2 separate regions of the Homo sapiens genome follow, and region 1 is linked to region 2. A link is an interaction called in ENCODE POLR2A ChIA-PET data of the cell type or tissue named here. Cell type or tissue: A673. All regions are shown on one strand. Each heading gives the region's core, and the rest is flanking DNA. Links, peaks and the distances in the headings are about the cores only. Region 1 holds the start of LOC124905114 (a long non-coding RNA gene). Region 2 overlaps MFNG (MFNG O-fucosylpeptide 3-beta-N-acetylglucosaminyltransferase).

The links. Peaks named below come from ENCODE experiments on the same cell type or tissue, not always from the same donor. Only the 100,000 strongest peaks of a DNase experiment are listed, where the experiment ranks them.
Region 1: POLR2A ChIA-PET joins it to region 2 with 11 read pairs; 2 of 35 experiments call an interaction of 5 or more read pairs at or near these places.

The regions. Positions count from the first base shown.
Region 1 is chr22:37,372,973-37,388,781 of GRCh38, forward strand. It overlaps ELFN2 (extracellular leucine rich repeat and fibronectin type III domain containing 2), which reads right to left. Exons shown (of 3, transcript NM_052906.5): 3 at 1-3,024. The coding sequence starts at 2,562. The coding sequence ends at 100. It overlaps LOC124905114 (a long non-coding RNA gene), which reads left to right and starts at 7,260. Exons shown (of 3, transcript XR_007068094.1): 1 at 7,260-7,338; 2 at 7,897-7,992; 3 at 9,138-9,387. RefSeq lists enhancers at 5,288-5,856, 13,066-13,604. In A673, for the core only: no CTCF peak of the experiment used is centred there; no DNase peak of the experiment used is centred there.
Region 2 is chr22:37,461,519-37,477,327 of GRCh38, forward strand. MFNG (MFNG O-fucosylpeptide 3-beta-N-acetylglucosaminyltransferase) reads right to left here. Exons shown (of 8, transcript NM_002405.4): 5 at 15,378-15,463; 6 at 12,994-13,159; 7 at 10,925-11,010; 8 at 7,545-8,511. The coding sequence ends at 8,445. Among named protein-coding and RNA genes, the nearest start is that of MFNG, 17 kb to the right of the region's middle. RefSeq lists enhancers at 5,456-6,069, 7,725-8,226. In A673, for the core only: a CTCF peak has its summit at 11,043 (motif pointing right); no DNase peak of the experiment used is centred there.

The sequences.
Region 1 (15,809 bases), core at 3,794-11,793, 88 kb before region 2:
TTGGCCCCCGAGTCTGCTCCCCGCCCTGGCCGCCTGGACCCTTCCCCCAAAAGGCCCCCAGCCCTCTGGCTCCGACCTCACCAGGGAGGAAGGGGGGGGTCACAGCTTCTGCTGGGCGGAGACCCCCTTCCAGTAATCAAGGATGTCATGCAGATCCTCGTCCTTGGCGAACTGGACCTTCTTGCGCAGGGCGTGACCGGCGGCCATGTACACCTCCTCCCGGTGGTGCTTCTTGTAGGGCCGGAAGCGCTCCCAGATCTTGTGCGTGCTCTCGGATGAGTACTCGGGGCTGGAGGAGTACCCTGAGTAGTAGTGTCTGGGGGAGAGCTGCGAGTAGGTGGAGTCACGCTTGGAGCGGGTCAGCGGCTTGAGGAAGGACACGCGCTGGCTCAGGCTGTCGGCACCCTCCTCGTAGTACAGGGCGGGAAAGCTGTGCCGGTGCTCGCTGCAGTGGTAGGCCGGCTTCACCTCCAGGTGGTGGATGCCCCCGCCCCCGCCGCTGCCCCCGCCGCTGCCCGCCGGCACCAGCGGGAGCCGGTCCAGCGGGCTGTTGAGGGGGCTGCCCTTCTCGATGTACTTGGAGTCGCCCTTAGCCAGCCCTGTGGCGGCCGGATGGTCGGGCACGTCCAGGCTAAAGACCTTGGCGCTCTTGATGGAACCACTGGACGACACGCTGCAGGTCTTGCGGGTCACGGCCGCGTCGGCGCTCAGCTGGCGCTGTAGTGGGTGGTGGGAGCTCTCCTTGTAGGGAGGCGAAAGGAAGCTGGGCCGCTCCAGGGCCCCGGGGCCAGTGGCTGAGGAGGCGGCAGCAGCTGCAGGGAGGGACTGGCACTCGAAGGCCAGCTCGGGGTCCCCACTGCTGCTGCCGCCTCCCAGAAAAGAGGCCGAGTCCAGCTTGAGAGCATCGATGCAGTTGTTAATGATCTGGTTGACCTTGTCCACCTCCTTGGCAATGGTGGAGATCTCTGCAGCCGAGCCCTGGCCGTTCTCGAGGTCCGGGAGGTCATCCTCGGGCCGAGCCAGACCGTCCCCGCCGGCGCCTGTGCGCACCTCGATATAGTTGCCTTTGGTGGCTACCTTGGGTGTGTCCAGCCCGGCCTCCAACCCCTTGGCGGTGGGCAGCTTCTCCCCGATCATGGAGGGGATGGAGGCCATGCGAGATACGGGCAGCACGGGAGGCTCGCCCAGCTTCTGGGCGGCGTGCACAATGGAGCCGGCATCCACATCAGCCCCGTAGCGCATCTCCAGGATGGTCTTCTTGACGTTGACAGACTTCTGCTTCTCCTCCTGCATGCGCCGCTTGCGCAGGCAGTAGTACACGGCTCCCAGCACGATAACCATGCCAAAGAGGCAGCCCAGGATGGTCATGATGTAGTGGGTGGTGGTGGAGGTGCTGGGCGCCAAGTCTCCGGGGACGGGGTCCCGCGTGGTGAAGGTCAGGCAGGTGTGGTTGAAGCGGCGGCTGTTGCGCAGCGAGGTCACGCAGAAGGTGTACTCAGTGTGCGCCCGCAGTTTGTCCAGCGTCACGATCTCCTTCTTGTTCTTGAGGGTCATGACGTCGGAGAAGTAGCTGTTGTTGTACTGCACGAGGATGTACATCTTGCTGTAGGGGTGTGGGATGATGACCACCAGGGTGGCCGAGGTGAACGTGACGTGGTGCAGCTTGATGGCTGGCCCTGCCGACGCATCCGTGGTGGACGAGGCCGGCGGCTCCACCGAAAGGATCTCGTCGGGGTTGAAGCCCGAGTTCTCGTCTGGCTCCCTCTGGGCGTCGGTGGAGTAGGGCGTGGGGTGGCTCACGGGCCGGGCGGGCAGCGAGCCATTCCGACACTTGGCCTGGAGTACGGTGATGGCGTTGAGGCTGTGGTAGGGCCGGGGCACCAGCAGCGGGTAGCCGGCAAACTCCCGCGGCGACTCACACTGCAGGCGGTCGTAGTTCTTGGTGACGTTGTTGAAGACCACCAGCCAGGCCAGGAAGCCGAAGAGGTCGCACTCACAGTTGAAGGGGTTGCCGGCCAGCTCACACACCATCAGGCTGGCGAGGCTGGCAAAGGTGGCACCGTCCAGGCGGCTGAGGCGGTTGGAGGACAGGTCGATGCTGATGAGGCTCGGGCACTCGGAGAAGGCGGTGGGCGTCACCACCTCGATGAGGTTGTGCTGGACAAAGAGGAACTGCAGGCGGCTCATGCCTCGCAGCATGCCCTCCGTCAGGTTGCTGAGCTTGTTGTAGCCCAGCTGCAGGACCTGCAGGCTCGACTGGCCCAGGAAGGCACCGTCCTCGATGTAGGAGATCTCGTTCTTGGTGAGGTTGAGGTCGGTGAGGTTCCCAAAGCGGTTGAGCGAGGAGTAGAGCACGGCTTTGAGCTTGTTCTCGTTGAGCCGCAGGTCGTGCACGGTGCTATTGATGTGCTGCGGGATGGTCTCGTAGGGCGGCTGGTTCTGGCTGCAGATGGCCAGCCACACGTAGCCCTTGTCGCCCTCAATGAGCCAGCAGTCGGCACGCACGGCACCCGGCCGGCACACGCACAGCAGCGCCGCCGCGCACAGCCCCAGGCGCAGCATGGCGCTGGCCTCGGAGTGAGGGGCCAGGGCAAGGCAGGGGGTGCCTAGCGGCCAGAGGCTGGGGCTGGCAGTACAGTCCTCCCTGGGGCCGCCACCATCTTGGGGGCGACCCCCAGCACGGGGGCCCCAGGCAAGGTGGGTACAGCTAGTGCCAACTGCTGGGGATCTTCTAGGGTGCTACAGCAGGCACTAGGCCTGGCTAGGGCTGGGGGTGGGGGCCCCACAGCCTGCTCCCCACCGCAGCGTTGCTCCTTGTCTCCTGCTAGGAAGGTGCAAGGGTTCTCAGGGCTTGACTTCCTCTCCCTCCTCCTCCTCCTCCTCCTCCTCCTCCTCCTCGTCTTCCTCCTTGGCTTCCGGGCTCAGAACTTCAGATGATTCCCACAGGAGGCTGGAGAGTGCCGCACTGAGCCAGGAGTGAGAGAGATGGGGGCAGGAAGGAAGAGACCCATCTGCACCTGGTTCCTGAAAGGCAGCATCGAGAGCGGGTGACAGATCAGTGTGAGGGCTCAGAGCAGCCCCGTCAAGCTCCAGCGCAGGCCCCCCATCCCTTCTCCACACCCCGTCCCAGGGCCTCTGTGCCAGCAAGCACTCTGGGGGTCCCTGTTACATCAAAGAAGCAGGGGGTTGGTGGGTGGCAAGAGGCAGGAGGGGGCCCAGGGGCTGGGACGGAGGGAGACAGAAGAATAGGGGGAGTAGGGGCAGAGACTGAGGATCATGGGCACAGAAGGGACACTGGAGAGAACAGGTGAGCACAGGTGCAGACACACACCCCCAGCACCCTGGAGGCCATGCTCATCCCCCTACCTGCACAGAGACCCACATGCCCCCACATGAGCCAGACCTCCATGGCATGCACACGCAGACAGCTACACACACACACACACAAGCACACCTACAATCTGCACACGACAAGCAGGCCCATACACACGTGTCCACGTACCCAAGCGGGCACCCCTGAATCCACAAAAAGAATTAAGAAGCCCAGCAAAATGCCTCCTTTCCTCCATGCCCAAAGATAAATAATTCATTTGTTGTGTAACTGCTCTTGTTCCAAAAATAATTCCCTTGTCTCAGCTTCCATGGGGGAGGGGGAGCAGAATATCGCAGCTGTGGGGCCCCCCAAGCAGAGGGACACAGAAGCCGGGGTCTCCCACAGTGGGAGGGCGTGGGGAGACCTCATCTCACAGGCAGAGCAGAGCCAAGGGAAAGAAAGGCCAGACTCTGGGAGGCCAGAGGTACCCCAGTATCATCTTCCCAAAGTGCCTTCCCTGGAGCACCTTGATCCTTGGGAGGGGGCCAGCCTTCTGGAGTAGCACGGCTGAGGCCCAGCTCCCCTTCCATGGCTGGAGAGTCAGAGGCCCAGAGAGGGACAGGGAGTTGCCCCAACTAACATAGCACAGCCTAGACCAGGATCAAGGTTCCTAAGGCACTGAGCCCAAGTCAGATGTCAGGAGGCCTGGAGCCCCACAACTGCTCAGCCCAATTAGCTAGGTAAACCACAACATCTTCTATTTCCACAGCTACAAAGTGGGTCCCTTTCTGGCCCACTTGATGGGGGAGAAGAAGCAGGGGACTCATGCCGCCCATTTGCAAGATGCAGAAGGGCAGGGGAGGCACCACGGGGGTCACAGCGGCAGACCATCTGCATCAACCCTCACTTTCCAAGTGGGGAAACTGAGCCACAGACTCAGGGGAGACTTGGCCAGGTTGCCCAGCAAGCTGGACACAGCCCCTTGGACAGACCTCAGCCCCAGCCCCCACCCTGTGCTCTCAACTATGGGAACAGCCCAGTTCTCCCTCCCTCTGCCCTGGGCAGGGGCCAGGGATGTGAAGATGAGGTCTGAGAAATCCACGTTTGGACACAGAAAGCCAGAGACTGTTCACAAGAGCCACCTCTGCCTCTCTCTCCTCCTCCTCCTCCTGGGAAAGTCCAGGAAAGAGAAGAGTGCTTAAAAAAAAATTTAAACCTTTGCCATTAAAGCAAAACCAATTTACAGCACTGAGCCCCAGAGGGCTGGAACAGAGGAAAGGGAAATGGGTGAGGGGTCGGGGGTTAATCCCACAAGAAGTCCGAGGTGGGGATGGTGATAGGTGAACAGGGAGTCCAGATGGCCCGCTGGACTAAAGGCTGATGCTACGTCAGAGGCCATCAGAGGCTGTGATGATCTGGACCTCTGAGGCCAGGCTCACACCTCCCCAGTCGCTACAGAACCAGCTTGGGGGCACCACAAGGCAGCCAGGCAGGAAGGGGTGCCCAGGCAGCAGACAGCAGCTCTGTCCTTGGCTGTGCTATGCAAAGGTCTCAGGGCTGCAGAGACCTTGGCCCCCGTCCAGCACGGCCACTGGCTCCTGGGGGATCCCAGGCCAGTTCTACCCCTCTCTGAGCCTCAGTTTCCCCTCCCACAGGTAGCAAGGTTGTACTGGAAGAGGCCGAGTCTCCATGCTTGCCACTTCAGAGATCCACGAGCCGGCCTGTCAGAGAACCCTCGTCTGCTCCAATGCAGTCCCTCTTCCTCATCGGGGAATGTCTGGGGACCGCATTTGTATGCAGGTGCACACACAGGTGGCTCAGAGTGCTGATGCAGGGGTGTGCTGACGTGTACAAGTCAAGGATGGGCGGGCAGGCGCGTGTGCACACGTCCTCTGCATCAGCTTCGGGGGCATGTGCTTGTGTGTGCAGGGGCAGGAAGGTATGTGTGTCGGGGACATCCCAGAGAATGCAAGCACCCATCTATGTTATAGTTGGCATGTTTAAGTACATGTGTGTTCTGTGTGTTCTACACGTGTGTGTGCCTACATGCAACTCCAGCCCCTATCCTCACATCTGAGTTGCTCAAACCAGCATCCCCACAGCCAGACCCAGGGTATTGGGCAAAGCCAAGCTGTCTGGAGCCTTGGGAAAGCCCAGGCCCTGCCAAAGGATGCGAAGAGGCTGAGCGTGGAGGGGCATGGGAGAAGAGGCCCATGTGGGAGGGGAGCTAGTCCCCCCACCAGCTCTTCCCAAACAGTCCAGGGTGGACAGAGGCCCGCCGTGCCCCAAGCCCAGCCACTCCAAGCTCTGCCCACCTGAACCTCAAGGTGACCTGCCTGTGGCCCTCTCTCCTCTTCCTCCTGGTCTCCAGGATGGCTTGGGCTGGGCCCAGCTCCGACCCACCCCCGTGACTCAGACGGAGTTGGGAGGAGGCTCCCATCGTGCTGTCCCAGGGGCGTCAGCTGCCCGGTCCCCATCCCGGGCTGCCTGCCTGCCACCCGTGGAGACCTGACGCGGCCAGGGAGGGAACAGAGAGGCCAAGGCAGAGAAGGCGCTGACAGCAGCACTTGGCCCCTAGCCCAGCTGTTCACGCACTCAAGGTGTGGGGGGTGGGGGCAGCAGCCTGTCCTCTCAGGTCTGAGGCTAAGGGTCCAGCGGTCACATGGCCAAGGTCATGCCCCTCCCCTACTCCCATGAGGGTGGTCCTCCCACACACACAGCAGGGGGGACAGGGCAGCACCCCACATACCCAGGTGGTGAGAGACGGGAAGAAGGGGGTGCTGCAGGGAGGAGGTGAGGACTGAGAATGGTGGAAAAGCAAAAATATCAAGACAGCCGAGCAGACAGACAGAGGAGGAGAGAAAAGGAGAAAGCGCGTCTGAGACAGAGGCACCGACGGCAGTGAGCTATCTAGATGATAGATGGGGGGCGCAGGGGACACGGGCACCTGCTTCCCTCCCGCAGCCCAGAGGCCCGGGAGACAATTGACACCTGGTCTGGCTGAACCACGAGAATGCAGCCTGTGACCAGCCCAGAGGGAGAGGGGAGCAGTGGAAGCAGCTGTGGGGCGCAGAGGCCTCTTCTGCCCAGAGCCCGGTGGCACAGCCCAGGAGGGGTGCAGCCATGCAGGCAAGCAGGCATTGGGGGGTGGCATGTTCCAGCAAAGAGCAGGGCTCCCGTGCCCTGGCCTGACTGGACCCCTCCCCTAGAGCTTTTCTCCCTTCAGGCCCCAAGTGCCCCACCACCAGCTCTCTTTAAGGGGCACTCTCTCCTTCCACCACAGAAGAAACAGCTGCACAGCCAGGGTGCATGCTGTTATCGGGGGCTCCCGGTCTGCAGGCTGCATGCTGTAGGACGTCCCCTCTCATGGGGACATTCATGGGCAGAGAGGAGAGTCAGTGAGACCTCACAGCACTTGCTGCTCTGAGGGCAGAGCTGGTGGTGCAGGGGTCTCAGTTCAGAGCTGGGCAGGACCACAGACCCCAAAGTCACTCTCAGCAAATGCCTCCCCTCTCCGGTTAGTCAGCTGCCCAGTGATCCCGCTGGGTTTGTGCCCTTTCCGCCCGGGTGCTCCTAGGTCCCGGGCCCCTCTCTGGACTCAGAACTGAGAAGACAAGGAGTCCTGGCTCAGTCCCACCCCTGCCCCCCCTCGGAGGGCAAGCCTGGCACAGCGCCTGGCCTCTGTGAATGACAGCCGCTGTTGTTAATGGGGGTTTTATAGTTATTTCTTCACAACCCTCATCACCCAAGATCAGGGTTCCCCTGGACTCAGGCTTGCTGAACCTCCGGGTCACATCCTCTCAGCCCCCCGCTATAGGCTGACTCCCAAGCTTCCCTGTCAGGGGAGCGTCTGGACCCCGGACCCGGGGAGAGCCCCCACTGCACTGCGGCGTGTGGGAGGGGTTGAGGGGGGTTGGGCTAACTCCCCAGGCTGGGTGAGAGGGTGAACAGAGCGAGGCCAGCTGGGGACGCAGGCAGCGGAGGTCAGCAGGGAAGATGCAGGCCCAACCAGCTCTGAGACCCAGGTAAGCTGCAGGCCCTCTCCGAGCCTGTTTCTCCCCGTGTGGCAAGGTGAGTACCACCCAGCTCCAGAGTTCCCCCGAAATCCCAGACATGACAGAGACACACACGCTCAGTCCAGGGCAGGAGGCCCCACAAACACACCACCCCAGGCTCCCGCTTGTGTGGCCACACTCTTGCAGGGACACCCGTCAGCTCCAGGAGCAGGTGGGGGGAAGCGCAGTCTGTGTCCTGGCCTCCCAGGAGCAGGGACGTGAGGCTCGGCCAGGGAAATCTCATTTGCAGCAGCTCATAAGCCCTGGCACAGGCTCTTCCCTGAGCCAGGCTGGCCAAGGCTCCCGGAGGTGTCATTGTCACCATCCGTGTCATTGCCATTACTGAGGATTAGGAGGACCAAGGACTCCTGGGGCCCAGCCAGATCTCTCAGGTAGGCAGCTGCCTCACCCCTTGCTGCTGGAACCCTAGCACCAGGACAGGAACTCTGCCCTCAGGGACAAAGCCTGCCACCCCCCGGGGAAGAGACTCAAGCCGGGGGTCTGAACACCAGTCTTTTCACTGCCTAGAGCTCCTTGGAGCTCCCTTGTCATGGAGCTCCCTGGGCCTCAGTTCCTTGTCTGTAAAATGGGAGGATTATACCTTCACCATGGAACTACCGTTCGGTAAGTTAACTTTTTGGATTTCCAGCACAATGAGCCCTTACTGCAGGGCATAGATGGTGCGGGGAAGGGTCCTGGGATTGAATGCTGAGCTGTGTGACATCAGGCACATTACCTAACTCCTCTGGGCTTCAGTCTCCTGGCCTCTAAGACAGTCATATACCCCTTATCCAATGCTCCTTTGTGTCTGACATTTGATGTTCCTCGAATCTTATATCAACCCCACACAGCTGGTGCTGTCAGCCTCATCTTACAGATGAGAAGACAGAGGCTCTCTCCTCCCCGGCTTCCCTCCAAAGGGCTGGGACCATGGCAGGGGCGGGACATGCACTGAGCCAGTCTACTGGGTTTTCTGCCCCTGTCAGAGGAAAGCGTGCAAGGGGGAGTTGTCCACAAGCCTCGAGAGATTTCGATGTTTCCATCAATCAGGAAGTACTGATTCCAGGCCAGCTGTGCTCCTCAAACCCCTAGGCACACTCCCCACCCCAGGACCTTTGCTCTTCTCTCTGCCTGGAATGTTCTTCCCCCAGAATCCCCATAATCCACCTGAGATCTCTGCTCAACCACTCCCTGCCCCTGACCCCCACCTTCTCTAGCCCCCCAGTCTGAGATAACTCACTCCTCACCCAACCCAGGCTTCGGTCCCCTGACAGCAGCCAGCACTACCTGACGTCACTTAATTCTTCATCATCGCCCTGCCTTGCCCCACCCCCAGCAGAAAAGCAAAGCAGGATTTAACTTTGTTCACTGCTGTAACCCCCATGCCTAGAACAGGGTCAGACGTACAGCGGGTTCTCAGGACATGCTGTGTGGAGTGAGAGCTCCAGGCTAGGGATGGTGGGGAGATCCTGGATCCCCTGACTCGGCTGAGTCAGTCCCAGCTACTCCGGAGGCTGAGGCAGGAAAATGGCATGAACCCGGGAGGCGGAGCGTGCAGTGAGCCGAGATCGCGCCTCTGCACTCCAGCCTGGGCGACAGAGTGAGACTCCGTCTCAAAAAAAAAAAAAAAAAAAAAAAAAAAAAAAAAAAAGAATCTTCAATATCAGAGGGAGAAGCCCCCCCTGTGATGGGGTGCTCATGATGGGGCACAAAATGTGCCGAGCCTTCCTTTTAGTTTCACGGCCGTCCTTATGCCTCCCATTTTACAGGCAAGGAACTGAAACTCAGAGAGGTGCAGTGATGCACCCAAGACCACACAGCCAAGAACCCAGGCCAGCCTGAGCTAGTGGAACCAGCAGACTTTCCAAGGCTCCTCCCTGGAAGACGATGTCCCGTCACCTGCAGACCTCCAGTAACAGGGCTCTCAGCGCCCACCTAAAGCTACTGGTTCTCCTTTTTTTTTTCCTTTTCTTTGCTCACTGCCGCCTCTGCCTCCCAGGTTCAAGTGATTCTCCTGCCTCAGCCTCCTGAGTAGCTGGGACTACAGGTGCATGCCGCCACGCCCAGCTAATTTTTGTATTTTTAGTAGAGACGGGGTTTCACCACGTTGGCCAGGATGGTCTCCATCTCTTGACCTTGTGATCCGCCCGCCTCGGCCTCCCAAAGTACTGGGATTATAGGCGTGAGCCACCACGCTGGCCTTTTTTTTTTTTTTTTTTTTTAAAAACAGACTCTAGCTAGCTCTGTCACCCAGGCTGGAGTGCAGTGGCACGATCTCGGCTCACTGCAACCTCTGCCTCTAGGGCTCAAGCAATTCTCGTGTCTCAGCCTCCCAAGTAGCTGGGACCATAGGCGCATGCCACGACGCCCAGCTAATTGTTTTGTATTTTTGGTAGAGATGGGGTTTCACCACGTTGCCCAGGCTGGTCTTGAACTCCTCAGCTCAAGCGATCCACCCGCCCACGACTACCAAAGTGCTGGGATTACACCCAGCCACCGTACCTGGCCCTGATTCCCTTCTTGAACAGCTCTGATTACTAGAAATTTCTTCTTCTATTACAAAGCCAAGTCTGGTTCCTTGTGCTTCTGTTCATGGGTGCCACCTTGCTCTCTGGAGCCACTAGGGACGAGGCCAGTACCCCATAAAGACCCTTCTGACATCTCCTGGTCTGTTATCACTCTGCTTATCCAAGCTAAACAGCACCACGTCCTCTACCTGCTCTTCCTTCGCTGTGGTGTCAAGTCCCTCCTGCCCTTGGGTACAGCTGCCCGGGTCATGCTTGCTGTCAAGGTCCCTCTTACAACGTGTCGCCTGGAGCCAAGCACCAGTGCCGATGCGTTCAGAGCAGGATCAGCTCCAGAAGCCTCCACCTCCCTCGGCTGGGCTCCCTGCTTCTGTTCATGCGGTGAGAGTAAGGAGGCACCAGCGTCCTGTCCTCACCTTGTCCTAGATGTCAACCAAACCTCTAGGCCCCTTCACACACACGGCCAGGCAGCCCTGGTGCCCTCACAAGGTCCACGGGCAGCTCTGGGCAGTATCTGTTTAGGTCTCTTCTGAGGTGCTGGGTGTTCGTCCACCCCCATTCAATCATGTCTTGTTAGTCTCAGCCCTGCACACCAGCTGCTCTGGGTCCCGGGGGAGCTGGCTCCTGCCCCTCACTGCTTTGGCACCTGCTCCGGGCTCTGTGTCATCCTGCACTGGGTGAGCAGGCCATGACTGCATCTGTGTCACAGGGAAACAGGGACCGGGCCCAGGCTAGGGGCCCTGCCTGCAGTTCAGCCCTGGGCTGGGTGAGGCATGCTGCCCAAGCAGCCGCACACCCACCCACGTTGCTTACGCGTTCCACATGTATTCCCTGAACACCTACTATGCCCCTGGCCCTGGGACAGACAGATTTGCCTCCCCTTCACTAAGCTGCCTTCTTACTCAAAAGAGCTTAACAAGAACCACACAGCACCAACAGCTGACAGCCAAGGCGTCAGGGTCTCTGCAAGGCCTTGGTGCTTTGGACGCGCATCTCCAGGTGTAACCTCAGCCAAAGAAGGGGCATGGGGCTGGGCCGCTGAGCCGCAGTGTGACCTCGGGCAAGTCAGCACCTCATTTCCCTGGGCCTCAGTTTCCTCATCTGTTTGGAGGAAAACCACAGTACACATGTGTCTCTGGTTTGCTGGGGCCACCCCAAAGCCCTGTCACCTGCCCACCGTGTCACCCCCCCATGGCTCACCCGGTCCCCGTGCCTCCCCTGCTCACAGGGTGCCACAGTCATCTTTACTACCTACTCCATGTCCAGGCCTTGGTGGAAGGAGAGAGGCAGGGGGTGGAAGGTTTTACCAAAGGTCTTGGCCTTGGCAAACCACCCTGTGGCCTGACAGGAGACACCTGAGCCTGGTTCTAGGGGCAGCTGTAACCACATGGCCCGTGAGCAGGGCCCACTCCCTGGCAAACCCCCACCCCAGCCCACCCACCACCAGGCACCTGGGGATAGGATTGTCCCACAGCCAAGGATGACCTGTATTAAAAACCCACCTCCTGGCTTTCCCAGAATCCTCCAAGCTACTCAGGAGACTGCCTCCCTCACCCCTTCTCTCCCCAACCTGGCCTTTACCTCTCCTCCCCTGGATCCCACCTCCCCCATGGACTGTGCCTCCCACACCTGATCCCACCTTCCCAACCTGACCCCTGGCCTCATCCCATTTGACCCCACCTCCCCACCCCCCACGACCTCTAGCCACTCCCCACTTGCCCTTGCCTCCCCCACCTGACCCTGCCTCCCCCACCTGACCCCTACCTTCTCCCCACCCGACCCCTGGCCTCTCCCCACCTGACCCCGCTTCCCACTCCCAACCCCTGCCCTCTCCCCACCTGACCCCGCTTCCCACTCCCAACCCCTGCCCTCTCCCCACCTGACCCCAATTCCCACTCCTGACCCCTGCCCTCTCCCGACCTGACCTTCGCCTCCCCCCGGCCCCTGCTGGCCCCCTCAGCTGCAGCCCCTGGGCACTACTCACCAGTGTCCACTGGACCCGCTCTTTCACCAGTGCCTGCGCAGCACGGCTGCCTCTGCCTGCATGGCCTCCATTCATTCATTCAATAAACATTTATGGAGCACCTACTATGTACCAGGCGCCGGCTAGGCCCGCCCTCCTGGCTCTGCCTCCTCCACCTGCTCCTCCCCCAGGGTCCCAAGGGGCGAACGCTTCCCTGCCCTCCAGTACCCTCAGGGCTGTCCCAAGACAGGGGCAGTGCATGTGGGGACCGCAAGGGGGAAATGGAGGCTCCAGTGTCGGACAGCGAAGCCCCCTGAGAGGTAGCCCGGGGAGGGATGGGCGGCCTCCGACAAGATGAAAAGTCTTCAGTGCTTGCACTGGCTGGGCCTCCGCACTTCCCATATTAACTCATTTAATCCTGAGCCAACTTTAAACATCTTAAAAGCACTATCACTATTCCCACTTTGCAGATGAGGAAACTGAGGCCTCACAACTGCTACACAGTGGCTTCCAGCCTCCACGGCCCCAGGCTCCGTTCAAGAGCTGCTGTGGGATCCTGTTTCATCTGGATGGTGGTTTTCACATTTTTTTAATCAGTTGCCAATATTGAAAACTTGGCAGATTTTATTTCAAAAATCCTCATTTCTGGAATCCACTGAGATACAGGGAAGATCTGGCTTCCCTGGGTCTGCGTCCCCGGAGGCACAGCAGTGGCACAGGCCGGGGCAGCATCCAACCTCCTCCCTGCCTCTCTGGTTTAGGTGGCCAGCTGACCCCTGCACACTGGAGTTTATGAGGCCAGCAACAAGGGGGGAACCCCAGAGTGGGGACACGTAGAAACCCAGCCTGTCAGGGGTATTCCTATGAGCCTCTCAGCCTGGGACCCAAGGGTGCCCCGATCCCTGCCTCCTGTACTTGACCCCTGCCTGACCTCGAGCCCCCCTCCCCTATCCTCCTGACCCATGGCTCCTGGGTTTTAGTACCAGGATACTAACAGCATGGATCGGTCATTTAGGGAGGGAGGTCTCCAGTTATGAGTCTGGGGCTCAAGGATTCTAGGATGTATCTACCATTTATTTGGTCCTAAAAGTCTCCTGTGTCTTGGCCTCTGTGGGTCACCAATTCTACAGGACTTTAAGCTGTCCTGACCCTCTGACAGCTTCCCCTTGGCTCCATGCGGCCCCACTGGGGAGAGGTCCCCAACCAAGGGAGTTCCCACACAGCCACCCCAGGCCCACCTGTCACCTTGTGGGGCCCACTTCTCTCCTGCCTGGGTCAAGTTTGGGACTCCTACTGGGGTTTGAGGGTTACCCTCTCCCAAACATTATTCCCACCCCACAGAACACTGCCAGCTGGCCTAGCCTAGGTGCTGTTTCCAAGCATGGCCACTGTGGACACCAGGAGACCTGAGTTCCTGAAGCCACACCACAGCTCACCAAGGGGCCCTGGGGTTTCTGGAATGGCTCCTTGGTCCCACCCCTCTCCCCATGGACTCCCTCACTCTGCTCACCTAGGACTGGGACACCTGCCTGCTACGCCCCCAGCCCCCTGTCCCTAGCATGGCCCAGCACCCAGGGTCCTGGAGCCCTCTAGGCCCAGGCTGAGAAACCCCTCCTGAGGCCACAGCCCATTCAGCTTCTGTCGCTTCAGAACCTCTAACCAGGCGATCGCAAGGGGTCAGTATGGACACCAGCTGGGGTGGCCCAAATTCCCTCCCCCTGGCCCTGAGACCAGCTTTCTCCAGAGGAGGTGGGAGGGTCCAGCCCACACTGACGGCCGCCTCTGAGGCTACGGGGGGCCTGCAGCTGCAGCAGCAGAGAACAAGGAGGCTCTGTCGGTGCAGAGGGGTCGACATCGAGCCCCGGAAACTCCCCGGGGAGGGCCGCCGGCTGGGCAGAAACCACAGCCCAAACGTGAGGCTATCTATGTGACAGCTGCTGTGGCCACCAACTCCGCGTGGCCAGTCCACCAAGACCGGCCCTCCCTAACGTGCTGCCAAAGCGCAGGGTCCACATTCAGCTCGAATCCAGGCTATGCCACCTCACCCCGTGGTCCTGGCAAGCTAATCTGTCCTGGGTCTCGGTTTCCTCTTCTGTAAAGTGGGACAAGAAGGGCACCAGCTCAGAGGGCCGTGGAGGGGGATGGCCACAGGCCAGGGTCTGGGCAGGGTCACAGCTCCAGGAAGCTGCCTCCTGCAGGTATCGCTGTGAGGGTCTGGCGCGTGGCACCGTGGCACACGCCAGGCAGGCAGGAGGACCTCATTACCCACCGCAACCATGACAGTGAGGAAGGATGGGGCCTGGCCTGTCTTCCTTTCAGTCCCGAGGGCAACACACCCCTCTTTGCCTCTGTCCCTGTCCCCTCTCTGATGTCCAGGCCCCCCAATAGCCTGCTCCCACCCCCACCTTCAGCCTGTTCCCCGGCCTCGGTTTCTCTCCCAGCGCCAAAGCACAATGGCTGTTATAATTAACGAATTATCTCAGCGTGACAGCTGTGGTCCTTTGAAAATTAGCTTGAATAACAAGATCCTGGTGTATGGTAATTTATTTTCCTCTTTCTCCCCCCTTCTCTCTCCCTCACTTCAGCCTTGTCATGCATGCAAATGTTTTTCCCCTTTTCCTCCTTCCCTGACACCTTCCCCCTCTGTAGCCTCCTCGTCCTCCTCAGGAGGGTAAGGGACAGACTAAGCTTCTGCCTTCAGGTGAAAAGATGCAGGAGCTGACCCTCCTGGGCACCTCGTCCGCGCTGGTGCCAGGCACAGCGCCTGACATGTCGCCTTCTGAAATCTCCCCACAGACCTAAGTCCTGCCACCTTCTTCCTGGGCTGGGGACCTGCAGCTTTGCTTTCCCGCGACCTCCCAGGCCGCGGCCCCTCGGGCTCCTCTGCTTGTAAGCCAAGCAGTGGCCTCCCCTGATGTCCTGGTCCCTGCTCACTGCCTCTCTCAAACCCGCTTCCCCCTCCCCTACCCCAAGAGCCCTTCAACCCTTCCCAAGGCTTCTAATGTCAGCTCTGGGCTGACCACACCCAAACCACCGTACCCAGCTGCCTCCGGGGCCCTTCCCTGGCACCTGAAACTCACTCGTCCATGTCCACCTCCACGGCTGGACTCATCTCCCACGGCCCCTTCCCCCTCCTCCCCTGCTTCTCTCCCAGTTCCCAGACACAGTGAGAGGCACCCACACCTCCCCACCTGCCCCTAGTCCCGCCTTGGTGCCGCCGCCTCCCCCTACTGCTCCTGCTGGTCTCTCTACCTCCAACCCTACCTCCCCACTCCATGCCCCCTCCACCCAGCAGAAGATGAACTTTCTAGAACATCAACCTGAGCATGGCACTCCCTGCTGAAAAGTCTTCGTTGGCTCGGGCTGATCTGGGAAAATTCCAACAGCATCCAGAGCCCAGCCCACATGGTCTTGTGGGAGCCGCTGCCTGTTCTGCCCTCCTACCTGCCTGCCTTCTTCCAACCTGGCCGGGGTCTCTCCTGTGGGTTCCCACAGCCCCCTGTGCTTCCTCCATCACAACCGGAATCATAACTGCTGCTGCTACCTCTGGACTGAGTTCCCCGAGGAAGGGTCCTGCTTCTCCTAGTAGGTGCTCAATAAATATTTGTTCATGGCTGAGTGAAGGAGGCCAGCTCGCCGCCCTCATATAGATAAGGAAATCGAGGCTCCAAGTAATTCATGACTTGCTCAGATCACACAGTTCATGCAAAAGACAAAACCAGGATTTGAACCAGGTCTGTGACTCCAGTGCTCTTCTGGGCTCTTCTGCTCCCTGGGGAAGTCGGGGAGGGGTCAGCTTTTGCACAGATCTCAGGGGACTTCAGCCTCCCTCCAGCCTCAGTTGGGCAATAAAGAGACCAGCTTCTAGCCTAGGCTGTCACTCCCTTGAGTTTGACCTTGGACTAGCCACATGACTCTCAGGGCCTCAGTCTTCTCATCTGTAAAGTGGGAAG
Region 2 (15,809 bases), core at 3,541-11,540:
AAACCCTTTCTCTACTAAAAATACAAAAATTAGCCAGGCATGGTGGTGGGCGCCTGTAATCCCAGCTACTCAGGAGGCTGAGACAGGAGAATCGCTTGAACCCGGGTGACAGAGGTTGCAGTGAGCCAAGATCGTGCCACTGCACTCCAGCCTGGGTGACAGAGCAAGACTCTGTCTCATAAAAAAGAAAAGCAAAGAAATCCATAATGTATCCTCCCCAAGGATTCTCCACTGTCCCCTTCCTGTTTATTTCCTTCATCACCCCATCGTCTCTGAAATTCCTGCTTGTTTGCACCTGCTTGATGTCTGTCTCTCTGTGTTTGTCAGGACAGGCTAAGTGCTGCAACAAACACCCCAAAATTTAGGGCCTCAACTCAACACTAGTATGTTTCTGCTGCTTGCAACAGTTCAGTGCCACTATTTGGTGAACAGACTTCCTCCTGCTGTTTCGGGTCCTGGGCCCCTCCCGCCTCCAGGCTCTGCCCTTCTTGCACCCAGAGGCTTCTCTCACCAGCCAGGGAAGGAGACGAAAAGAGATCACCTCATGGGGGAGGGCTTTATGGGCCAGCCCTGCAAGTGGGGCACATCCATCAGGCAGAACTCAGTCACATGGCCACCCTTACTGCAAGGGAAGCTAGAAACGTCGCCCAGCTGGGGGCTCAGGAGAAAAAGAGGAGGAGCCATGTCTGCCTACTCTCCCAGTATCAGATCCCAGGGTGCTAGCTCTCATCCACCTTATTGTCCGTGTCTGGCACTGTAACTGGCATATAATGGGTCTTCAGCAAATGCAGAGTCTATGAGTAAATGAATGGTGCTCAGGCTGGGTCCTGGGAACCAGGCCAGGTGGGCACTTTCCTAGTACATGCTGGGGGGCGGGGCAGGGATAGAGGGAGGGATGCAGTCACTCCCAGTTCTCAGATCAGGAAACCGAGGCTCTGAGAGTGAAGCCACATGCACAAGGCCACGCAGCTTGTCAGTGCCAGTTCTCAAATGCAGGAAGCCTCTGCCACCAAATGTCTGTTCTCTCCACTCCCCTGGCTGCCTCTCTAACACGCACACTGACTGGACTCAGGGTCTGGTTATCTTCAAGGCTGCTCTCCTTTCTAACAACCAATGAACCATGTTTGACAAGCTGCAGGTGGCTTGAGGCGGCGGCTGTATCTCTCTCTCATCCCTACATGCCCTGTGGCTACCAGCACAGCCCTTGAACACAGTAGGTGCTCAAACCATGTTTGGGGGATTAATCTGTTCACACAGGCTCAGGCTTCATGCTTTGCTGCTTGCACAGTATGGGGGTCACTTACAACTTATAAAAGAGATCGAGGGGATATTTATTATACGGCCCCTCCCTGTGCAGTCGAAGCTGTCTCTGCAGCGAGACCATTGTCCTCCCTGAAACTTGCTCCCGAAGCAGGGACCGGGGCTGCGTCATGTGGGGGTCAAGACCACAGGTGTCACCTGGCCCCCATCAGGATTAGACTGTGGATCCCTTTCACATACAGAGACTGACCTTCCTTGCCCCCAGCTAGTCAGTCCCAGGAAAGAGAGTCGATGGAAGCGGCAGTGTGGCTCTGTCCGCGGTGCTGAACTATCCTCTAACTCCCTCACCTCCTTCTGTAACCCAGCAACTTACGACCTCCTGGGTGGGGGGCAGGTAAAAATACAGATTCCCTGGCCCTTTCTTTAAAGATTTGGGTTCTGAGGGTCTAATATGGAGCCCTGGGATCTGTTTTAACCAACTATCCTAACTGCTTGTGATTCTATCCAGCCATTTTGGTACTGGACTGAGTTTGAACACTGACCTCAATAATCAGCTGGTCTTCATGGAGTGCCTGCTATGTACCCAGCACTGTGCCAGATACTGTAAGGCACAGAGCTGCATCAGGCAGGGTAGACGTGGGGAGGGAGGGAGAGAGGCAGCCCCTTCTGCTTTGTGTAGACACAGCACCAGGCACATACCTGGCCTTTATCCTGCAAGATGAGATACATAGGCATGTGAGAACGGTAGTTATCATAACCATAACCAGCATCTGTATCTTTCCTTGGAGTCTCCACGGCCCTATCTGCAAGGCACAGTATGACACATTCTGCTCCTTCAGATCTCGTGGCCTAGGACCCAGACACAACGCCACTTCACACATCAATGTGCCTGATTCCTCCCGCCCTGAACCCCCCAGAATGTAGTCCTCCCTCCCTGCACCATATGGTTGCTGATTATCGTTGTTTACATGATGTGCTATGTTTTCTTTTTTCTTTTTTTTTTTTTTTTTTGAGATGGAGTCTCACTCTGTTTCCTGGGCTGGAGTGCAGTGGCGTGATCTCTGCTCACTGCAATCTCCACCTCCCGGGTTCAAGCGATTCTTCTGCCTCAGCTCCCTGAGTAGCTTGGATTACAGGCATGTGCCACCACGCCCAGCTAATTTTTGTATTTTTAGAAGAGATGGGGTGTCACCATATTGGCCAGGCTGGTCTCGAACTCCTGACCTTGTGATCTGCCCGCTTCGGCCTCCCAAAGTGCTGGGATTACAGGTGTGAGCCACTGCGCGGCCGCTATGTTTTCAATCATGTCCCAACTGGGATTGGGACTCCCTATTGAGGGCAGGGCTTGCACCTGATTGTCCCATGTAGCATCTGACACAGGGACCCATCCCATCCCCACTTCCACCTCCCTGACCCCTGCTAGAGGAGGCGAGCAATTATTGGAGGATGAGTAGGGAGAGGAATGTGCCCAGGGGAAGTGCTCCTGGGTTACACAGCAGCTGAGACAAGTGCTCAGAACCCAAAGAAATCAGGGTGGGCCTCTGGGAAACCAGGCAACAGGCCAAATGCAAATCAGGCAGGAGCCAGAGTTGAGTCAAGGCCTGGCTTTCCTTTCTCCGGGTGTTTGGGGCTAACAGGAAGTGGGGCCAGGACAGCTGTGCCTGGTAAAAACAGATGTTCTCTGGGCCTGAATGTGGGGCGTGGAGGAGGGGGGAGCTGGAAGGAGAGGGCCACAGCCAGAGAAATGAAATATGCACAGACCGACTTTTATTTATTCCATTTTACTTTTATTATGGAAAGTCTCAAACCCCTACAGAAGTAGAGGGACTGGTATGAGGCACTCCCACGCACCCATCACCCAGCTCTAACTGCCATACCCACTTTGCCATTCTCATTCCATTCCTCCCTCAAGCCCCTTTTTAACAAAAATGTCAGACATCAGATCATTTCACCCATTAATATTTCAGAATGTATCTCTCACACACTAGCACATTTCTAAAAATAAGCCCAACATCATCACCATACCTAATAAAATGAACCATTCCTTAAGATCCTCTAATATGCAGTCCATCTTCAAATTTTCTCATTTTCCTGAAAAATGCCTTTTTAGGGTTCGTCTGCTTGAATAAAGATCTAAACAAAGTCTCGTTGCCCAGGCTGGAATGCAGCAGCGCGATCTCGGCTCACTGCAACCTTCGCCTCAGGGTTCAAGCAATTCTCCCGCCTCAGCCTCCCAAGTAGCTGGGATTACAGGTGCCCGCCACCACGCCTGGCTAATTTCTGTATTTTCAGTAGAGACAGGGTTTCTCCATGTTGGCCAGGCTGGTCTGGAACTCCTGACCTCAGGTGATCCGCCCACCTTGGCCTCCCAAAGTGCTGGGATTACAGGCGTGAGCCATGGCACCCGACCCATACATTGCATTTTGGTACTTTATCCCTTAAATCTATTTTCCTCTCTAACAGTCTTTACTCTCTTCCTTTTTATGCCCTTTTACTTGTTGAGGAAACCAGGCCCTTCGTCATGTGAGACTGTCCTCATTGTTGATGTGGCAGACCGAACCCTCGTGGTGTCATTTAACATGTTGCACTGTCCTCCTGCTTCCTGTAGACTGGTGTTTAGGTCCAGAGGGTTGAGGTGATGTAGGGTCAATCATTCTAGCAAGCGGACTTCCTGGGAAGTGCTGTGTCCTTCCTATGGGATCACATCTGGAGCATACTAAGAACGCTTTCTGGGTGATACTAAGAAGGCTTGGTGCGTTCTGGTATTGCCAGCCTGATCCCTCCATTAGGAAGCCCCACTGCATTGCCTCAGTTATTTCAGTATCTTCCATAGCATCTTAAAACACTGACAGAGCTGGAAGAGATCTGAGAAGTCCGTTCACTTATGTTTCTGTTCGTTCCTCAGATATTTGTTGAGGATCTACTATGCCAGGTCATGAGCTGCAGGGAACAGAACCAAGGGGATCCCTGACCGTGGAGCTCACAGCCAGGTGGGAGTAGACAACAAACAAATACCTGGAAGGCAGGTCTGCAAGGGTGACAGGTTATGAGTGACTATAACAGGAGGTGATTGATGACCACCAGGTGGCTGCTGTGTGATGGGAGTGGGGAGCCTCCCTAAGAGGTGGGACATGGGAGCTTGACAAGAACAAGCCAGCTGTGCAGGAGTGAGGGTTGCAATACAAGGAGAGGCAAGAACTGGTGCTGGCAGAGAACATGACACCTGCCACAGCAAGCAAGGAGGCCATTGTGCCAGGAGCCAGTGAGCAGTGGAGAGAGGACTACAGGAGCAGCGAGGAGGCTGCTGTGATAACAGCCAAGGTGGGGAGTGGAGGTTATGGCCAGCCCAGTACCCCAACCTCTTACTGCTGATAACGTGAGCTCAGCAAGGACAGAGAGGTGCTACTTACTGAGCAACTACCCCGCATCAGGAGCTTTCTATGCAGCATCTCAAAGCCTCGCAGCCTGCTGCATAGGAGCCACTGTGCCCATTTTACAGATGAGAGGCCAGTGAACAGTGAAGCCACCTGCCTAAGGGCATAGAGCCACAGGTGGGCAGCAGGGTGGAGCCCAGGCCTGAGGAGGTTCTCCAACTCTTCAGTTGTCCCGCAGCGAGATGACCACTGCAGAGCCAGGCTGCCTCCAACCTTGGCTCTGGCACCGAGAAGACCTATGACCTGGCACAAGGACCTTCTCCCCTTCTGTGCCTCAGTTTCCCAATCTGTAAAACGGGAATAACGATTGTACCTACTTCAAATAGGTGGGAATGAAATGAATTAATTTATGTCAAGTACTTAGAACAGTGCCTGACCCCCAACATGCATTTGATGGTAGATATGTATGTTTATAGTTCTGCTGGCATCAATACTTACAGAAGGGCAAAGCTGAGATGATAGGTCACCAGCCTCCCGGGGTGGAGTCCACCTCACTCACAGCAGGAGCAGGTGCATCAATTAAAAGATTGCCAGGGCTGGGCGCGGTGGCGCACATCTATAATCCCAGCACTTTGGGAGGCCGAGGCGGGCGGATCACTTGAGGTCAGGAGTTTGAAACCAGCCTGGCCAACTTGGCAAAACCCTGTCTCTACTAAAAATACAAAAATTAGCCAGGCGTGGTGGCACATGCCTGTAATCCCAGCTACTCAGGAGGCTGAAGCACAAGAATCACTTGAACCCAGGAGGCGGAAGTCGCAGTGAGCCAAGATCATGCCACTGCACTCCAGCCTCGGTGGCAGAGTGAGACTGTCTCAAAAAAGAAAAAGGTTGCTGGGAGGAGAGGAGACCTACCTTGGGCCCCTGCACACTCCTTGCTGGGGATAGGGGCTGGTTGAGGGAGCCATAGACCCCTATAGGAGATCTCCAGGCTCCTTCTGGTGTCTGCCCCAGGCCAGGGCTCCTGTTCTGGAGTCACTCTCTGTCCCTGTTATCATGGGGGCCTACCCTCAGCCACCTAGCCGAAGGATCAGTGACCACTCATGGTCCTCAAAGTATCTCATCCACATGCACCCTAAAATGGGCAGGCAGAGCTCAGGCTAAACGGGAGGAAGCTCAGCGGCAGCTATGTGCCCAAGGGGCATGGCAAGGCCAAGACTAGGTGGTCTAACCTTGCTACCCCACCCCACACTCAGCCCCTGCCTCTGGGGTCCAGATGGGTCACTTCAGCACAGGGCACAGGGAGCTTCCTAACTTCCCAGGCAGACACGCAAAGGGTTAAACTCAGACTCCCTCCTTCCTTCATCCCAATTCTGATCCTTGCTGACTCTGCTCCCCCTCCCTACCCCCAGCTATTCTGGGACAATGGAGGCAGCAGATGGCCCGAGTCCTGTTCCCTCCACCCGACCCTCAGGATCTGGGAGCAACACGAAAATCTGCTGCCGCGTCTAAATGCGGGCCGATGAGCAGCCTTCCCTGGGTGGGGTGGGGAGGACGGCGACTGTGGATGGCACCATTCCAGCCCCACGGGGCTGCAGGGCCGGGGGCTGCCCTCACTCGACTGGCATCCCATAAACCCAGCCCTGGGCCAGCCCAGAAAGAAGCGGGGCTTTGGAGAAGCACAAGTGGCCAGTTGCACCCAACTCACTGTGTGACCACAGCATGTGGCAGTCCCTCTCTGGACCTCTCCTCCCTGGAAAACAAAGGGGCTGGCTTCAGGTGCTCAGTGGTTCCAGATGTCCCCAGCACAGATGTAGCCAGAAGACAGTTTCTGATTCTTCAAGGGTGGAGCCCCTAGCCCTGGCTCCCTGGATCAGGGCCCCTCTGGCCCTCGGGATCTCTCCTCCTCCTTCCCCATCTGAGAGCCCCACTGTGACCCCAACTCCAAGCATCACTGGGCATGACACAGACCTCCCCTCTCTAACCCTCCCCTGCCTATGTGCCACCATGCCTGAAATTTCACCATGATCACTTTCATTCATCCATCCACCTCCTTGGGATCGGAAATTCCAAGGGCACTTGCATTTATTCAGTTCCTGCCCTTGGCTGTCAAATCGCCCTTTGGCACCATTATCTGATACCTGAGGCTAAGTCCCTCAGCCCTGAGTCTCCATTCCGCCTTCCCTGATTCTCTGACCTCCCCCAACCCAGGCCCTGGGGGCAGAGAAAAGGAGGAACCACTCCACACCTCACAGCACACAGGCTCACATGTATACATCATGTACACATGTGCGACACAGCCACAAAAACACACACCACAGGCCGGGCGCGGTGGCTCACGCCTGTAATCCCAGTACATTGGGAGGCCGAGGCAGGCGGATCTCAAGGTCAGGAGATCGAGACCATCCTGGCCAACATGGTAAAACCCTGTCTCTACTGAAAATACAGAAATTAACTGGGCGCGGTGGTGCACACCTGTAATCCCAGCTACTCAGGGGGCTGAGGCAGGAGAATTGGGAGAACTGCTTGAACCCTGCAGGCGGAGGTTGCAGTGAGCCAAGATTGCGCCACTGCACTCCAGCCTGGTAACAGAGTGAGACTCTGTCTCAAAAAAAAAAAAAAAAAAAAAAAAAAACACATGGACATGTTTATGCACAGACACATGTAGAAGGTACATGCCACACACACACATACACCTGTGTACCGCCTCACACACCAGGACTCACAAACACACTAGTAACAGTCACCAGCCACTCTGCCCTTCCTTTCTCTGTGCCAGGCTCTGTAACATGGTCTTTGCACACATCATATCACACCACCAAAAGTGATCACCATCTCCACTGTGATAGACAGATAAAGACCATACCCCGTCAGGAACAATTTGGCTGCATGTAACAGAAAACTGGACCAAGAGAGACTTAAACAAATAAGCATTTAATTTTTGTACAGAACCAGATGCTGGAGGGAATAGCTGTGGATGATTGTCTTGGCCTTTCCTTCATGGTAGCAAGGTGGCTGCCCCAGATCCAGCCATCACACCCACATTTATAGCAGGAAGATGGGGAGTGGGCTGCAAAACCTTCCCCAGAAACATCTCTATTGGATTTGCTTAGTTCCCTCTGGCCAGAGCTGGTCCCATGGTAGCCCCTAACAGCAAGAAAGGCTGGGAAATGAGCAAAAAGGATCATCACAATTGGCTGGGACCCGTTATGCTCCATCATCTGGGCCCCGGCATGCTGAGGCTCCAAACAAAATCTGGTCCTGTTCGCAAGGGGTGGGGAGCAAGGAGCTTTGGGAGACTGGTTGGCAACAACAGCAGGTGCTGCAGACCCTGGATTCTGCCATCATTCCACCCATGTCCCTTCAGGAACTCGGGACACAGATGAGGGAGGCAGGAGTGGGCGGCCCAGCGCTTGAGCCCCAGGGGAATGACTGAGAGACATTAGCCAGGGCCAACGGCCAGACCCCACCCAGAGGCCATGTCACTGCCTAAAGGGTTAGGACCCCTGAGCCCCAGCCCAGCTCAAGTGCCCCCTGCCCTTTTTCAATTCAGCCTCCTGAGGGAGTCTAGCCCCTGGAGCCTCTCTGGCCACCACCTGGTCCACCTGGTCCCCTGGGCTGTCTAACTCACCTCCCAGGGGCCTGGGGTGCCTTCAGTGCCAATTGCCACTCAGATCCTGGGCTTGCCAACCACCCGAAGGCCCTGCCAGGGACTGCCTATCACAAGACACTTGCCAGGGACCCACAGTGCCACCTTGGGAGCCAAGGCACACCCAGAAGTCTCTGCCCAACCTTTGCCCAGCAGTTCAGGATTCATCGGGCACCCAGCTGGGGACACCAGGGTGTATCTGGATAGAGCAGACAATGGAGGGAGCGAAATCTGCAGAGAGACCAGAAAAGGACAGGATGGTCACCCCCCACTTCTGCTCTCAGCCCACTCTCCTAGGTGCACACATGCCACAGAGGCGGTTTGGAGCAGGGTTTCTCTACCTCAACACCACTAACACTTAGGGCCAGAGAATTCTTTGTTGTGGAGCTGTCCTGTGCCTTGCGAGATATTTAACAGCATTCCTGGGCTCTACCCACAAGATTCCAGTAGCATCTTCCTGAATCATAAGAATCAAAAATGTCTCCGACATTGCCAGACGTCCCCTAAGAGACAAATCACCCCCACTTGAGAACCGCTAGTTTGGAGAAACTTCAAAAGCCAGAGAAGCCATAAAGAGACCTCAGCTGAGGCCAATCATCTGATCACATGCATCTGAATCTCTAGGTGGCTCCAGACCCATTTGGCAGTAATCTATGACTTCTAGAATCTTCAAGCTTTGAGGAAATTTAACAGCAATTCTTAAACCTCTTGTCAGTATAGCTACGGCTTACACACTGCTGACGGGGAGCTCATCCTACTAGAAGGCAGCTTCGTTCGTCTTGGAATTTTGAATTTTTGTTCCTATATCGAGCCAAATTCTATCTCCTTGTAATATCCAACTTGTTCAACGCAGCCTTGGCCGCAAGGGCCCTCAGCATCATGGGAGCCCTCTGCCCCAGGACAGGCAGCACTGCAGAACGTCAGGGCCAGGGGCCCTGGTTCCTCCAAGCATCACAAGCGTCCAGACAGAGCCTACAAAGGCCTTGGAGAGGCCCCTGCCACGTCCCCAACCAAATTTGACACCATTCCCTCCTCTTCTCCACATTCCAGTCACACAGTCTCCCGTTCCTACCTTGAGCAGGTCAAGGCCTGTCTCCTGCTATCAGGCCTTTGCATATGCTGTCCCCTCTGCGGGAGTGATCTGCCACCTGCTCTTCTCCTAGCGAACTCCTGCTAGCCCTTCAGGTCCTTCACGTTACCTCCTCACAGAAGCCTTCCCCGGCCAGCCCCTACTCCCCAGTCAACATCAGGGCTCTGACTTACTCTCCCATAACAACCTATACTGGCATACTCACCCTCATCCCCTACACACACAGTGTCCCAGACTCCCCGTCCCCCAGGACTCCCTCTGGACAAGTCTCTGTCACTCAAGTGGGCCCAGAGTTCACCTCATGCCCTCCTCTACTCGTTACCTCCCTGAGTCCCTGCTAAGTCTCCAAAGGCAGAATCAGGGCTCCTTCCCCAGTTCCCAGACCCATTGCATGTCACTACAAGGAGCAGAAATGCAAATAGAAGGGTTGGGGCTAGTCCAGCTGCCCAGAGATGGAACAGACTGCCACAGGAGGGAGGAACTCCCCATGGCTGTAGGCATGCAAGGTGAAGCCAGCCCATCAGTTGGCAGAGATGCTGGGAAGGGGTCAAGCATCAGTTCTGGGGTTGGACTGATGGGCCCAGAGTCCATGTGTCCCCTCCCCCAACTCCTCTCCACCCCCATCCCGCCACCCCTGGCCAGAATCACAAGCCATAGCTGGGCCGGGGGCAGCGGCTCATGCCTGTAATCCTAGCACTTTGGGAGGTCAAGGCAGGCGGATCACTTGAGGTCAGGAGTTCGAAACCAGCCTGGCCAACATGGTGAAACCCCGCCTCCACTAAAAACACAAAAATTAGCCAGGCATGGTGGCAGGCGCCTGTAATCCCAGCTATTCGGGAGGCTGAGGCAGAAGAATTGTTTGAACCCGGGGGGCGGAGGTTGCAGTGAGTCGAGATCGCACCACTGCACTCCAGCCTGGGCAACAGAGCGAGGCTCCATCTCAAAAAAAAAAAAAAAAAAAAAAAAAGCCACAGCTGGCAGGTGCTGGTGTGTGGAAAGGAAGCTGCATATCACAGGCTATGCTCCAAGACTGCTCTAGACCAGTCAGGAGCGGATTTGGGTGGCCCATCTCCCCGTGGCCAGTTCTGGGCAGAACTGGAAGGTGTTATTCCAACCCTTTACCTGCCTAAAAGAAGCATTTAAGAGTATCAAAGAAACAAGGAGTCCAAAAGAGATAAAATAAAAATCCCCCACCAGAGCCTGAAGTTCCACCATGAGAGCGTTGCCTGTGCTCAGGGAAGGCATTTCAGCCTTCCAGGGACTCCCAAAGAACCCCAGAGGATTGGGGCTGGGAGAGCTCTTCAGATCCATCATGGCCAGCCTCCAGGTGTTACTAATGGGAGACCGAATCCCAGAGAGGGCAAGACACTTGCCCAAGGTCACACAGCAAGCCAGTGGCAGGGTCAGAAACTGAAATCCACTCCCTCCACTCCTAGCTCTGTGCTGTCAGCCACCAAAGCCTGTCCCACTCCACTCCCTCCCAGCTCCCCCATGTTTGGATGCCTGGACTCAGCCCCCACTCCTCCCATCCAAGGTTCCAGCCCCCAGACCCACCTGGAGGGGTCCTCCTCCGGGGAGAAGGGGCCCTGTAGCTTAATGACGTTGAGTTTCCCCTCAAAGACACCGTAGCTGAGGGTGACCTGGGCAGGGAGATAGAAGAGTGTTGGGGCATCACACTGGGGATCCCCACAAGGGGGCAGCATCCTGGCACAGGTGGAGGAGGGGTTTTAAGCTGCAGGGAAAGCTGCCCGGGAACCTGAAATTCCCCGCTGGTGGTGGGAGCCCACCCCACGCCCCAAGGCACTTCACAGCTGGAAGAGCACTGCCATGCCCTTAATCCCATTTGCTCCCTCAAGAGTTGAGCTCCCCTGAGAAGCTGGAACAATACCCCCATCTACAGATTTGGAAACTGAGGCTCAACAGGAAAAGGCAGCTTTCCAGTAAGCTGCAAGCCTGGACTAGAATGGAGGTTTTCTGAGACTCACTGGAGGGCCTTGGCACATCCCTCTTCACCCGGAGCCCCTACTCCACCAGGCAGTGACGACATGGATCATGATTTCAGCTCAGAGGCTGTAGAGCACAGTGGTTAAAGACTGTGGGCATAGGGACCACCCAGCTAGGGTTCCAGTGCCCCTCTGCCCCATATTAGCTGTGTGCCGTGGTCAGTTCAGCTCGCTGGGTCTCATTTTCCCCATCTATAGAATGGGGATAATGTTAGTACTGACCTCATGTGACTACTGTGAGGAACCAGAGAGTTAAAGAAGGGTGGCTGGGTGCGGTGGCTCATGCCTGTAATCCCAGCACTTTGGAAGGCTGAGGCAGGTGGATTACTTGAGGTCAGGAGTTCGAGACCAGCCTGGCCAACATGGTGAAACCCTGTCTCTACTAAAAATAGCCAGGCATGGTGGTGGGTGCCTGTAGTCCCAGCTACTCAGGAGGCTGAGGCAGGAGAATCACTTGAACCCGGGAGGTGGAGGTTGCAGAGAGCCAAAATCGTGCCATTGTACTCCAACCTGGGCAACAGAGCGAGACTCTATCTCAAAAAAAAAAAGAAGGGAAGGACCCCAGTGTGGTGCCTGGCATTGTGGGTACTCAGGATACCCTAACCATTAGGATGCCCTGGTTTGGGCTGCCTCAAATCTGCCTCTCTTTCCTGGCTTCAGGCCCTGCCATCCTAATGGGACCAACCTCACACCCCAGTTCCAGGCCTGGCCAATCAACACTAACTCCAGGTGCTGGTAGGAGATGGGTCACCTGACCCAAGCCCAGTCATCAAATCAATGAACGCCAGCCCGGGGATCTGAAGGAAGGAGGCGCTCTCCTCCGATAGTGGGGGGAAAGCTGGGGCTGCCATCTTGCCAACATGAGGGCTGAGCCCACCTGAGGATGGGCCAACTTGGGGGAGAGCTTCTCAGTTATGTGAGCCAACAATTTCCTTTTCAGGTTAGCCAGTTCACGTTGAGTTTCTGTCACACTGTTGGGCAGGAGATCCCGGGGACGCTCCCAGCCAGGACCATCTACAGTGTCAGAGGGCAGCCTCTCCGAGGCAGAGCCAGTTGGACCTGTATCACCTGCCAGGTGGTGGGATGGGGTCCCCCTCCTCCCCCAGCCTAACATAATGCTGAGCGTCCCCCCAAAGACCCATTCCATCCCGGTAACCTCAGGGTTGGCAGGAACAGCACTGAGCAATGGATAGGGGAGTTTTGATGAAGGAAGGGGCTCCTAACAGGTAAAATTAGAAGAGCCAGCTGGGCTCCCCGGGAGGAATGTGGGGAGGATGGAAGACTGAGTAGAGGTATGGGTGGAGAGCAGGGTGGTGGGAACCTGAAGACAACCTCATCTCATTTGTTCAGGTCCTTCCCGGCATTTGAGGACCAGATCAAAGAATTTCAGCTTCACAAATGCTAATCCTTGAGGGTTAGAGGTGAAGGGGTTGAGTCCCTGTGTACCCTTAGGGTGTCCTTTGCCACCCTAGGCCTCAGTTTCCCCATCAATAGGGAATACCCAAGACCCATAATCTGGAGTTCCAGGTTTCTTTCAAACGCCAGGAGGGAGGGTTGGGGGGACCCCATGTTCCTTTGGTTCCCCTTCCCATTTGCCACCTGCCCCCAAGGCCAGCTCACCTGTTCTGGGAGCTGTGCAGTCCTCAGCAGCTGCAGGGTCTCCAGGTGGGAGTGAAAGAGGGGGCTGGGCTGCAGGCGGCCGCCCAGCTTGCACTCAATGATATAGCCCATGGTGCAGTCATCAGGCAGCCGGATGAGAGCAGATGTGTCCATGAAACGGGAGCCACTGAGGGACAGAGCCAGACTGCAGACGCTGGCCCAGGCCCTCCACACCCAGAGCCGTGGGCCACCCCATGAAGGCCCTCCACTGGGACAAGCTGGCAGAACAGAGCACCTGCCTCCTGCATACTGTATGACCTTGAGCAAGTCAGGAACCTTGGGGAGCCTCAGCCTCAGTCTCCTGTTCTGTGAAATGGGGATGCTAATGGCCGTGTCTTCGTGGAGCTGTCGTGAGGATTAAACAGGGAATGGGAAGGTGATGCCCTTTATAAATGTAGCCTTTCCTTCTCTCTCTGTCTTGTCATTCATTCATTCACTCATTTATTCATTGCTGGTGCCAGATACCATGCTAGGGCTGAGGATACAGAGATGAGAAAGAAACGCTTCCTGCCCCCAACAGCAGCCCCTATTCTGGCGGGAGACAGAGCAGGGAGCAGGTCTTTCAAAGAGTGGTGCTAAGTCAGAGGGAAGCATGCTGCCTGGGGGTACAGGGAGAATCAGGCGGGCTTTCCAGAGGAGGTGGCAGCTTTTTTGTGTGTTCATTTGTTTGTTTGTTTGTTTGTTTGTTTTTGAGACAGAGTCTCCCTTCATTGCCCAGGCTGGAGTGCAGTGGTGCAATCTCGGCTCACTGCAATCTCCGCCTCCTGGGTTTAAGCAATTCTCCTGTCTCAGCCTCCTGAATAGCTGGGACTACAGGCACCCGCTGCCATGCCCGGCTAATCTTTGTATTTTTAGTAGAGACAGAGTTTCACCACGTTGGCCAGGCTGGTCTTGAACTCCTAACCTCAAGTGAGTCACCCACCTCAGCCTCCCAAAGTGCTGGGATTACAGGCATGAGCCACCTAAACAGAGTCTTGCAGGATGGGCTGGAGTCAGCCAGTGCTGAGGGGAGACAGGAACAGAGTCCCAGGCATGGACTTCAACTGGCCGCGTATACCCCATTAATGCCGCTGCCCTGGATGCTTGTCCAAGGGGCAAGTGGGTGTGGAAATCCAGCCTGTACTCCCCTCCCCAGCCTGCACTCCCCTCCCCAGCCTGCACTCCCCTCCCCAGCCTGCATGCCCTCAAGCTGCACCTGCAGGAGTTGGAGGGAGAGGGCTTTTTCTAATTCACACAAAGGTAATTTAGAGGTGGGCAGAAGCCTGGGTGGGGGCACCCCAGGCACACGGATGACCCTGGTCATGTGTACACACACAGTTCTGTGGACATGCCCCAGGACAATGAGCCCGCTCTTGTCCAGTATGAATTGCCTGGGGCGCCCCTCCCAGCCAGGGCAAGGCAGGGCAGGCTTGGGTAGTAGCAAGGCTTGCAGACCTTGGAGCCAAACCCAGCAGCTGAGTGACCTTGAACCTGGCTGACCTCAGACTGGCTTAATCTCAGTGCCTCAGTTGCCTGAGATCTAGAAACAAGACTAATGCCACCTTCTCCCCCAGGTGTTGTGATCCTCTTGATGGAGCACAGAGCTGGCTCAGAGTCAGTCCTCAATACAAGGGAGTGGCTGCTGATGGTGCTGTTAATAATAATAATAGCCCGGAAAGACCTCCAGAAGCCAGGCCTCGCCACTTCTAGAACACCTGTGTCCCACCCCCACCCACACTGCGGCCTCCACTACCCCTGAGATCCCCTCATAATATTAGGAGTAATATCATCTCCCTTAGATGATATTATGAATAATATCACAGGATGTACACCCACTGTGCTATTAGGAGTAATATCATCTCCCTTAGATGGCCCAGTGTATAGTGGACTGTCCCAGCTCAAATACCACCTCTTCCTGGAAGCCTTCCCTTCTTCCCTCACCCAGAAGGCCCTTCTCCCTCCTCTGAAGACCCTTAGATTTGGCCTTCACCTCCCCTACGGCATTGACCAGTCAGAAAAGGGCGGTAAATAGCACCTACCAGGGCCAGCCCAGACATTTTCTCATTTAACCCTTACTACACCATTGGCCACTGCATTATCAGGTCCATGTGCCGACGGGGGGACTGGGGCTCTTGGAGATGACATGACTTGCCTGTGAGTGGCACGTCATGCGCTCAGCCGTGCAGCCCCTGAGGGCAGGTGGCAGGTGGCTTGTTCACCACCAACTGCCGCTCTGTGACACACGCAAATGAGGAGCAGCTTCTCCTGAGCTCACTCTCAAAGCCCTTCCTGCTGCAAAGGCCCCTCCTGTACCCCAGCTGCCACCCCCTCCCCGCCTTCCTGCCCACCCCTGGGTCTCTGCTTACCTGGCCCACGGAGCCATCTTCAAAGCCAGTTTGCGATTGATGCAGAAGCCAGCACCCCCAGTGGCAAACCAGAACTGTACCAGCCTCTGAGAGAGAGGAAGGCCAAGGGGCAGAGTGAGCCTGGTGGCAGTTGTGGGGAAAAGGGACAGCCAGGCCACCCTTCACCCCCAACCAGCATGGCTCAAAAGCCCTTTATTTTGAATCTCACTAGAGTCTTGCTACAACCTGGCATTATTGCACCCATTCTATAGATAAGAAAACAGAGGCCCGAAGTCACATAGTTAATTATGAGTGGTGAGGTCACTGATCAGACTCAAGTCCAGCTGAATTCCAGTTAAAGGGGACAGGTGTTGTTTTACCCACCCAGCCACCATGCCCCTTTCCCCTGAGAAAGGTCTCTACCTCACTCCATGTGGCTTGGGAGGGGCTGCC